Linked DNA regions of Homo sapiens: region 1 is linked to region 2. Evidence: read pairs that join two places in POLR2A ChIA-PET (ENCODE). Cell type or tissue: HepG2. All regions are shown on one strand. Region 1 holds the start of LOC124903697 (a long non-coding RNA gene). Region 2 overlaps RSPRY1 (ring finger and SPRY domain containing 1).

Region 1 (5,000 bases), 56 kb after region 2:
TAAGTAAAAGTGAAAACTGAGACCAAGATCACTAACTATTTGGTGGAAAAACCAAGACTGGAACCCAGGAACCTCAGCTCGTCACCCTTGGGTCTCTACACTTTACCCTGAGGCCTCTTAACAGCCCCCTGGGATTCTGTCATCTAAGAATCCATTTTGGCCTCCAGGACTTTATTTTCTTAACACAGAAGCATGGCATAAACAAACCTGCCCAGAAGGAACCTGTGACTGCCTCCATGTCCGTATGTTCTGTTACACAGATGCCCTCTACCCAGGAGGCAAAGCCCCCACTTACTGCATCCTGCACTGGGTTGTGGGTGTGGGTACCGTGCTACTCACTGTCTCCACCTGTGTCAGAGCATCCACCCTGTTACAGCACCATTATCAGCTAAGGCTTCTCTTCCACACCAGGCTGAGTACTTCTCCAGGACAGGAGCTGTGTTTTGGTCCTCTTTGGTATCCTTGGCACTCAGTGTAGATTGTGGCACACAGACCTCAGGAAATGTTTAGAAAGGGCTGGGCAGGCTTTCTGAAAAGAAGTCTTGTTTTCCCAAAGTATGGTCTCACCAAAATCCTTTCCACTGTTGCAGATTTCTTTGGTAGAAAAATACATTGAAGAACAGCTGCTGCAGCGGATTCCTGAGTTCAACATGGCAGCCTTCACCACAACATTACAGTGAGTTGAGCTTGACTGATTTTTGTGTTTTGTTTTGTTTTCTCACTTTCTTCCTTCCCTAGGCTGACCAAAAGACGCTCCTTGTTTGTTTTCCTGTGCATGCCGTTGGTGGTTAGGTCCTATGGAGGAAGCCCTCAAACCTTTTAATGAAATCTTGAAAAGATCAGGCATTGGCTCACGCTTGTGTTCTCAGTGCTTTGGGAGGCCAAGGGAGGAGGATCACTTGAGCCCAGGAGTTCAAGACCAGCCTGGGTGACATAGTGAGGCCCCGACCCTACAAAAAATAAATTAGTCAGGTGTGGTGTTGCATACCTGTGGGCCTAGCTACTCAGGAGGCTGAGGCTGGAGAATCCCTTGAGCCCAGCAGTTCAAGGCTACAGTGAGCTATAATTGCACCCCTGCACTCCTGCCTGGGTGACAGAGCAAGACCCAGTCTCTAAAAAAACAAAACAAAAATAATGCGGGGGGTGGGGCTGGGGTGGTGGAAAGAAAAACGAAAGCAATCTTGAGGACTGTCTCATCATTCATTCACGAAACAGCCATCTGTTCCGTTTGCAGGCACCATAAGGATGAAGTGGCTGGTGACATATTCGACATGCTGCTCACCTTCACAGATTTTCTGGCTTTTAAAGAAATGTTTTTGGACTACAGAGCAGTAAGTTACTACTCCTATTTATTTAGCCACTTTGAGCCACTTAGAAAATTCCAGGTAGAAATACCGAACATGAACCTCCCACGCTTCCCCCATCATTCTCCCTTCAAACTGGCCGATGAGGCATCAGAAGAGTGAGCTGCTATTCTGTTGTGGCTGGGACCTTCTCATGTTTTCATGAAACAAGCCCAGGTACCAACTTAGAGTTCCTAATCAGAAGGACAAAACCGAAAAAGCAGGTCTCAGGTCTCATTCTGCCTTGCCTTTCTTTTATTTATTTTTTTTTTTGAGACAGAGTTTTGCTCTTGTCACCCAGGCTGGAGTGCAGTGGCACCATCTTGGCTCACTGGAACCTCTGCCTTCCAGGTTCAAGCAATACTCCTGCCTCAGCCTCCCGAGTAGCTGATACTACAGGCACCTGCCACCACGCCCAGCTAATTCTTGTATTTTTAGTAGAGACAGGGTTTCACCATGTTGGCCAGGCTGGTCTCAAACTCCTGAAGCATGGTCCGCCTCGGCCTCCCAAAGTGTTGGGATTACAGGCGTGAGCCACCGCACCTGGCCCTGCCTTGCTTTTCATATAATGCAAGCTCTTTATAAGAAAAATAGGAGACTGGGCATGGTAACTCACACCTATAATCCCAGCACTTTGGGAGGCCGAGGCAGGCAGATGGCTTGAGCTCAGGAGTTTGAGACCAGCCAAGGCAACATGGCAAAACCCTGTCTCTATGAAAAATACAAAAATTAGCTTGGTGTGCTGGTGTGCATCTGTAGTCCCAGTCAGCTACTTTGGGGGCTGGGTGGGAGGACCGCTTGAGCCCAGAAGGTTGAGATTGCTGTGAGCTGTGATTGTACTGCTACAGTCCAGCCTGGGTGACAGAGTCAGACCCTGTGTCAAAAAAAAAAAAAGAAAAGAAAAAGAAATGGTGTTGGGTGTGGTTGTGCATGCCTGTAGTCCCAGCTACTTCGAAGGCTGAGGCAGGAGAATCACTTGAGCCTAGGAGTTTGGGGCTGTATTACACAGCAGTGGTGCCTGTGAATAGCCACTGCACTCCAGCCTGGGCAACATAGCAAGACCCCTATCTCAAAAAAAAAAAAAAAGAAAGAAAGAAAAATGTTTTCCAGTGAAGGGAGGTACATTTTAAGAGTGCATTTTAAGAATGACCAGGGCCAGGCTGGACACAGTGGCTCATACTTACAATTCCAGCGCTTTGGGAGGCCAAGGCAGGAGAATCACTTGAGCCCAGGAGTTCAAGACCAGCCTAAGTGACATATCAAGACCCTGTCTCTACAAAAATAAAAATAAAAAAGTTAGTCAGCTGTAGTGGTGCACACCTGTAGTCCTAGCTACTCAGGAGGCTGAGGCAGGAGGACCACTTGAGCCCAGGAATTCCAGGCAGCAGTTAGCTGTGATCAAGCCACTATACTCCAGCCTGGGTGACAGAGCAAGACCCTACCTCTTTAAAAATAATATTAAAAAAAATTAAGACTAGGGCAGGCCAGTATTGAGCAGAAATGCAGAATAACCAATAACCTGTGTTCCCTTCCTATGTACTCTGGAGGTCCACGTTCCCACCTTCAGCTCTGCCTTCCCCATGTCAGAGGCAAGATTCCAAGCCAGGGCTCTTTCTAGTCCTTCCTTTGGTTGTTTTCTCATATAGGAAAAAGAAGGCCGAGGACTGGACTTAAGCAGTGGCTTAGTGGTGACTTCATTGTGCAAATCATCTTCTCTGCCAGCTTCCCAGAACAATCTGCGGCACTAGGTCCTACCTCCAGCCAATGAATGGGATCATTCTGGATGTCACCAGCCCAATAGGCTCAGCTCATGATGACAGAACACATCTTGGAAAGACTGACTCTGTTATGTAACTCTTCATTTATGTTAAGTATTAATAGGTCAAAACCAAAATGACCTAACCCTCCTGGACCTATTTATCCTGAAACACCTTCTTGTATTCATTAACCATAGTACTCCTCCCCACCTCAAGTAGACACCTCTCTCAGGAGCTTCTGAGTCAGACGCCTCTGGAGCGAGCCCTATGTCAGGCACTCCACCTGGGGGGCCCTTCCCCAGCATACCTGCTGGTGTGTAAGTGTGGACTAACCCGCCGCCACCACCCTCTGTTCCAGCAGGCTCTGCATGAATCTTTGTGCACTTGCACCTCTTTTTCACATGGGCCACAGTTTCAGTACTTCAGCCTCAGTGGGGTTCCTGATGTTTATCTAGGGTGTTACTCAAGCCCAGTTTGAGATTTTGGAGTCTCCTGTGATCACATCTTGTCTCGGCTGTAGGAATCAACAGAAGGAGACGTCCTCTACATAAAAGCTCCATGTGAAAAGCTACTCCTAGTCTTAACATTTGCAGTCCTTGTGTCACTGTCTTCTGGTCCTGATGTAGTCCCACTGTTTCTAGAAGTCTCTTTTAAGCATTATTTTTGAAAAAAAAAATATTTTTATAGATGAATACTCAGGCTAACCTAGTGGATGTGATCTTGGAACTTCCATGATTATCCACTTAAAGATCAAAGTATTATATGCTGTGTGCTTTTTAGGTGTTTGTTAGTACTGTGAAGGCAAAAATGCTTTCTACATTGACATTCATTCCTATTTTACTGGGCACCTATGAATGTATGCTGTGTGCTAGAAATAGACTAAAACATATTCCTATAGCATGTTAGTGTGTTTGCATGTTTGCTGAAAATCCTTTGTGTATAAACCAGTTTGTAAGGTTCTCTGGGTTAGGTAGGGACTCTGCAGTTTCTTCCTGTCAAAATCTCTCCTACCAAGATGGTGTTCCACTGTCCAGCCCAGCATGAGTAGCAGGTAGAGCACAGCTTTACTGGCTGTTTGTATGCTTTGGTTTAGTGCAATGTGTGGTAGATTACTTATCAGAAAACATATATGTCATCTCTAGAACGAAGAAAAAGCATAGTAGTTCAATTCCCAGTGTGTCCCTTTGATTTTTTTTTTTTAATAGTAAAAATAAGAATCTGTACTGACTTTTCACTTGGCCATTCTGGTTTTAAAGGACAAGCTACAAGCTCTGTGTTTCTGTACTGATGTGTCACTTATTAAATACTTTTGTACCATGAGTAAAACTTCAGGTGTTTCGCAAGAACCACCATTCTCAATGAGTTGTATTCTTTCTTTAATGTAGCCACTGCCATAAGGTTATTAATTATTGCTTTGGTCTTTTTTTTTTTTTTTTAAATGCCACCTCTCCTGGGCTTGCTTTCCCTTGCTTTGTCTATAAATGGGAGGTCCACCACAGCCCAGGCATGCTGGGAGCACTTGCTAAGACCTGTGGACCAGCCTGCCTACTTGAGAAAAGGCCAGTGGACAAGTCCAGAGATTAAATGATGAAAAAACGATGATAAAGGCAAATTGGTTTTTCACCCTTTTTTTTTTCTTTTTTTTTTGGGAATGGAGTTTTGCTTTTGTTGCCCAGGCTGGAGTGCAATGGCACGATCTCGGCACACTGCAACCTCCACCTCCCGAGTTCCAGTGATTCTGCTGCCTCAGCCTCCCAAGCAGCCGGGATTATAGGTGTCCACAAACACGCCCAGCTAATTTTTGTATTTTTAGTAGAGACAGGGTTTCACCATGTTGGTCAGGCTGGTCTTGAACTCCTGACTTCAGGTGATCACCCACCTCCCAAAGTGCTGGGATCAC
Region 2 (5,000 bases):
TTTTAGAGGAAGGTTTTTCCAGAGACTCTTTTTTTTTTTTTTTTTTTTAAGGTCTCACTCTGTCTCCTAGGCTGAAGTGCAGTGGTGCGATCATGGTTTACTGCAGCCTCGACCTCCCCAGCTCAGGCGATCCTCCCACCCCTCACTCCCACTGCCCTTCCCAGTAGCTGGACTATAGGGTCCAAGCCGCCACTCTGGCTAATTTGTGTATTTTTTGTAGAAACAGGGTTTCGCCATGTTGCCCAGGCTGGTCTCAAATTCTTGGGCTCAAGCTGTCTGCCTGCCTTGGCCTCCCAGAGTGTTGGGATTACAGGTGTGAGCCACCATGCCCTGCTCAGATAGTCTTTCAACCAGAAAAAAATACCTACTTTCAAAGGTGTGCTTTCTTAAAGATCCTCAGTGCATAAGGGAAATGTCAGAATCATCCAGTGCTTTTCCCAGACTTCTTGACAGTTACAGTTCAGGAGTTAATGGTACTCTGTGTGACCTAAACCTACGGTTAGATAGCTTTGGACATCTGGGAGGCAAGTAAAAACGCCTCATCAAGACAACCTTTCTTTTTGTGGGAAAAGTAAAATTCCAACCAAATATTTCACAATCTACCCCCTTCTTACCTTCCCCAATGAAATACCAGAGGCTTTAGAGTCTAAAGACAGAAACACTCTTGTTGAAACATCTTTAGGTAGTTTCTGTTTCAGCTGGCAAGTGTAATCTTCATGCATTACCAAATCAGTATTGTTGACTTGAGATTTTCCCTATTTAAACACAATCTTCAGTAAGAAGATTGTGGTCTTTGGGGTGTTCTGCAGGCTTTTTTTTTTTTTTCTTTGGAGACAGAGTCTTGCTCTGTCACCCAGGCTTGAGGGTAGTGGGATGATCTCGGCTCACTGCAACCTCCACCTTCTGGATTCAAGTGATCTTCCCACCTCAGCCTCCCAAGTAGCTGGAATTACAGGCACACGCCACTGTGCCTGGCTAATTTTTGTATTTTTTTAAGCAAATATGTTTCTAGATAATGTTCTCTATCTTGATAGGGTTTGAGTCACAGGTATATGCATTTGATAAAACTCAGCACGTTACTGTGCTTAAGATTTGCACATTTCAGCCGGGTGCGGTGGCTCACGCCTGTAATCCCAGCACTTTGGGAGGCCGAGGTGGACAGATCATTTGAGGTCAGGAGTTTGAGACCAGCCTAGCCCACATGGTGAAACCCCATCTCTACTGAAAACACAAACATTAGCTGGGTGTGGTGGCATGTGCCAATAATCCCAGCTACTCAGGAGGCTGAGGCAGGAGAATTACTTGAACCCGGGAGACAGAGTTTGTGGTAAACTGGGATCACACCAGTGCACTCCATCCTGGGCAACAGAATGAGATTCCGTTTAAAAAAAAAAAAGATTTGCACATTTCAGTGTATGTAAATTCGACTCCTAAAAACTTGAAGTTTATTGAAGTCTAATTAGTGATATGCATGCTGAATTATTTAAGAGAAAGTATACTGATGCCTATAGTTTACTTTGAAATATGTAAAAAAAACTGAATGGATTAATGATGGATAAGAGATGGATAGCGATAAAGCAAGTTTAGTAAAATGTTAGTAGTAGAGTCTAGGTGGTGGGGATAAAGCAAGTTTAGTAAAATGTTAGTAGTAGAATCTAGGTGGTGGGTATATAGTTCACAGTTTACAGTGAACTCTAATTCAATTTTCTGTATGTTTGGAAAATTTCATAATAAAATATTGGGAGTGGGGAGTAAATGTGATGATAGAAGCTATCTCTTTAACACACTTAGGGAAAAATCCGAAAACATTTTCTAATGAGAGAACATCATTAAAATTTTCAGGATGTTACACATTTTGCTATTCATGCTATTTGACTTAGCCTTTGTGGGGGAGGGTTGGAAAAAAAGTCACATCCTCTAACACTATTTTGGAATGATAAGGTGAAGATTATAACAATAGTAATTTAGTGCCCAAAGTCTGGTTTTTCTTCTTTATGGTCACTCTTGTAATCAGCTTTTCCTTCCTAGGCAGTGTAATTCTGCAGTCCTATTTTCAAAGAAAAGAAAGTGTTCTTTCTCACTGATCTGTACTATGGCTGAATGCAAGCAAATATTTGAAGAGATGAATCATTGATTCCTGGACCATTTGTCAGAGAGGGTTAGACTAGTTGGCCAGATGTCTCCATGGTGAGCTGTTTATGATGGTAGAGGTCTGTGTTTTATAAAGACAGTGAGTACCAGAACCTTACTGCTTTAACACCAAGCTTACCAAGACCCTAAGTTTGATTATTTTTTTTTGTCTCAGAGCAGCTTTAAAAAAATATAAAGCGTTAGGTGCTTCATTTACCCCCAAGAAAAATGAAAAAACATGTAAAATGTAAAAATCTAATAAATAATATAGAAATGGAGAGAATAGTCTTTAGTTTCTTTTTTAAAAAGGCAAGAATCAAAATTAATAATACCACACTTCAGAGAAATAGATTTGCAAAGGAAATATTCGATCATAATTATGCTCTTGCAGCAAAATTGTTATCGAGAGTATAATATTAGGCTGGGCATGGTGGCTCACACCTGTAATCCCAGCACTTTGGGAGGCCGAGGTGGGCAGATCACCTGAGATCAGGAGTTCAAGACCAGCCTGGTGAACATGGTGAAACCCCATCTCTACTAAATGTACAAAAATGAGCCAGGCGTGGTGGCAGGCACCTGTAATCCCAGCTATTCGGGTGGCCGAGGCAGGAGAATCGCCTGAACCGGGGAGATGGAGGTTGCAGTGAGCCAAGATCACACCATTACACTCCAGTCTGGGCAATGAGAGTGGAACTCCGTCTGAAAAAATAAAAATAAAAAAGTATAATCATATTAAAAGTATTGCCACTTAGGTGGTAAGAAGAGTCCTTCTACTAAGCACTGGCATCCAGTGATAAAAATTATTAAATCAGTTGATGTTTGTCACAGATGTGTATTTAAATTGTGTGACTAGCTTTTTTTTTTTTTGTCTCAAAGTTGACTTCACCAGCTAATGTTGTCTTTGAAGTTAAGGTAAAGAATATAGGTATTGGCCAGGCACGGTGGCTCACACCTGTAATCCCAGCACTTTGGGAGGCTGAAGTGGGTGGATCATGAGGTCAGGAGTTCAAGACCAGCCTGGCCAACATATTGAAACCCCGTCTTTACTAAAAATACAAAAAATTAGCTGAGCGTGGTGGCACGCACCTGTAGTCCTGGCTACTCGGGAGGCTGAGGTAGGCGAATCACTTGAACCCAGGAGATAGAGGTTGCAGTGAGCCGAGATCTCACCACTGGACTCCAGCCTGGCGACAGAGTGAGACTTCATCTCAAAAAAAAAAAAAAATATATATATATATATATAGGTATTACAGATGTGTTGCCTTTATATAATCTCATCTTACTCATTTTCTATTCCGTTCAGTCTCTTAACCCTTGATGATATCCTTAAGCAGCGTATCATTTAGGTTCATTTTGATGCTTCGTAAGATGGACCTCATGGGAAATATATGGAGCCATTTTTTCCTTTGTGTTGATATGTACTGTACATGTCACTTATGGATATAACCATTCTAATGGCTTTTTAGGCTGACCTCTCCAAAAGACTGCATTCAAAGATAGTCTCAGTTCATTTTACTGGACAAGGAAATTAACATTTTTGACCCAAGAAGAAATGCCCTTTAGTATTTCAGTTTGCCCCCTAGTTCAGTCGGTGTGTCCTTCCTGCTGTGCCAGGTTCTGTGGTAGGTTCTATACACAGTGATTTCCAAATGTGGCTGCCATCAGAGTCACTTGGGGAGCTTTTAAGAAAACACAAGCTTGGGCCGGCATCCCAGAAATTCTGATTCTGGCTATTCGTAGTGGGACCAGGGATTTGCATTTTAATAAGTACTCTAAGTGATTCTAATGCCGTCTATGGGATGATCAAGCTACAATCCCTCCCAAGATTCTCTGTCTGAAAATATAGGTAAGTATAGGTTATAGAAAAGTAAAAATTACTTCAGTACGGGGTAGTTCTGTAAAAGATAAATTCTTTACTTTTCTTAGTGCTTTTAACTCAAGTTTTACTCCAGAATCCCTCTCCCCCAGGTAATTTAGTTATTTCTGATTAGATATGTGCTCATTTTGTAACATCTTGCATTTTTTTGATCCAGTTTAAATGTTAGGCACTGTGCCATGCGTATTACATGCATTATTTCATTTAATCCCCACAGTGGTACTGTGAGATAAGAACTGTTACTATGTCTGTTTTTTAACATGTGTCAAGAGTCAGGTTAATTAGGACGTGTATCAGTAAATATTGCAGGGCTGGGACTTTCACCTAGTCTGACAACAGAGTGTGTACTGTGCTATGGTGGCTTCTGGTATTGTGTGTAAAATCTGTAAGCTCAGTTTTATTGTCTTAAAGCAGTGGTCCTTGGAAAGTGGGCCACGTAAAGCTTTTTTTGAATGGATGAAACAAAAAATTGTCTAAAGTGTAATTGATTAGCTTTCACCCAGTCTTTTGCCTGCAGTCCATCACTTCTCTGTAAAAAAAAAATACCATGAATGACAGCCATTTCCAGTTTAAAACCTATAGGTTTTCAGTGCCAGATAAATCTGAAAGATCATCTACTTTGTTCATTTATGTGCCCTGTCTGTGGCTGTAGCCCTCAAGAGTACTCTGTGTAGTCATCTCAGAAAGTATTTAGAGGTAACAGCTCTTGATTTTTCCTTGTACGTTTCATAGGCTTGCCTTTATAAAATGCCTTCCAGCTTCTTCCACCTGATTAACCTCTTCTTTACACTTGGTTTTCACAGATGGTCCTTTTTATTTAAAAAAAAAAAGTCTGGCTTTAAAGTATTTACAGTTTTTTTAAAAGCCTCATTTTCTTCTCTGACAAATTTTATAGTTGACATTTTCTGGGTCATTTAAGGAAAATTGCTCTTTTGGAAGAAACTGACTCAAAACACACTTTAGTTCAATTTGGAAAAAAACTTAATTTTTGTCT

What was found. Peaks named below come from ENCODE experiments on the same cell type or tissue, not always from the same donor. Only the 100,000 strongest peaks of a DNase experiment are listed, where the experiment ranks them.
Region 1: POLR2A ChIA-PET joins it to region 2 with 8 read pairs; 18 of 35 experiments call an interaction of 5 or more read pairs at or near these places.

What each region holds. Positions count from the first base shown.
Region 1 is chr16:57,249,177-57,254,176 of GRCh38, forward strand. ARL2BP (ARF like GTPase 2 binding protein) reads left to right here. Exons shown (of 6, transcript NM_012106.4): 4 at 591-676; 5 at 1,235-1,331; 6 at 2,990-4,459. The coding sequence ends at 3,091. It overlaps LOC124903697 (a long non-coding RNA gene), which reads right to left and starts at 2,616. Exons shown (of 2, transcript XR_007065082.1): 1 at 2,528-2,616; 2 at 1-795. In HepG2, no CTCF peak of the experiment used is centred here; DNase peaks (open chromatin) are centred at 3,125 and 4,435.
Region 2 is chr16:57,192,681-57,197,680 of GRCh38, forward strand. All of the region lies in intron 1 of RSPRY1 (ring finger and SPRY domain containing 1), which reads left to right. Among named protein-coding and RNA genes, the nearest start is that of RSPRY1, 8.9 kb to the left of the region's middle. In HepG2, no CTCF peak of the experiment used is centred here; a DNase peak (open chromatin) is centred at 2,131; H3K4me3 peaks cover 350 bases.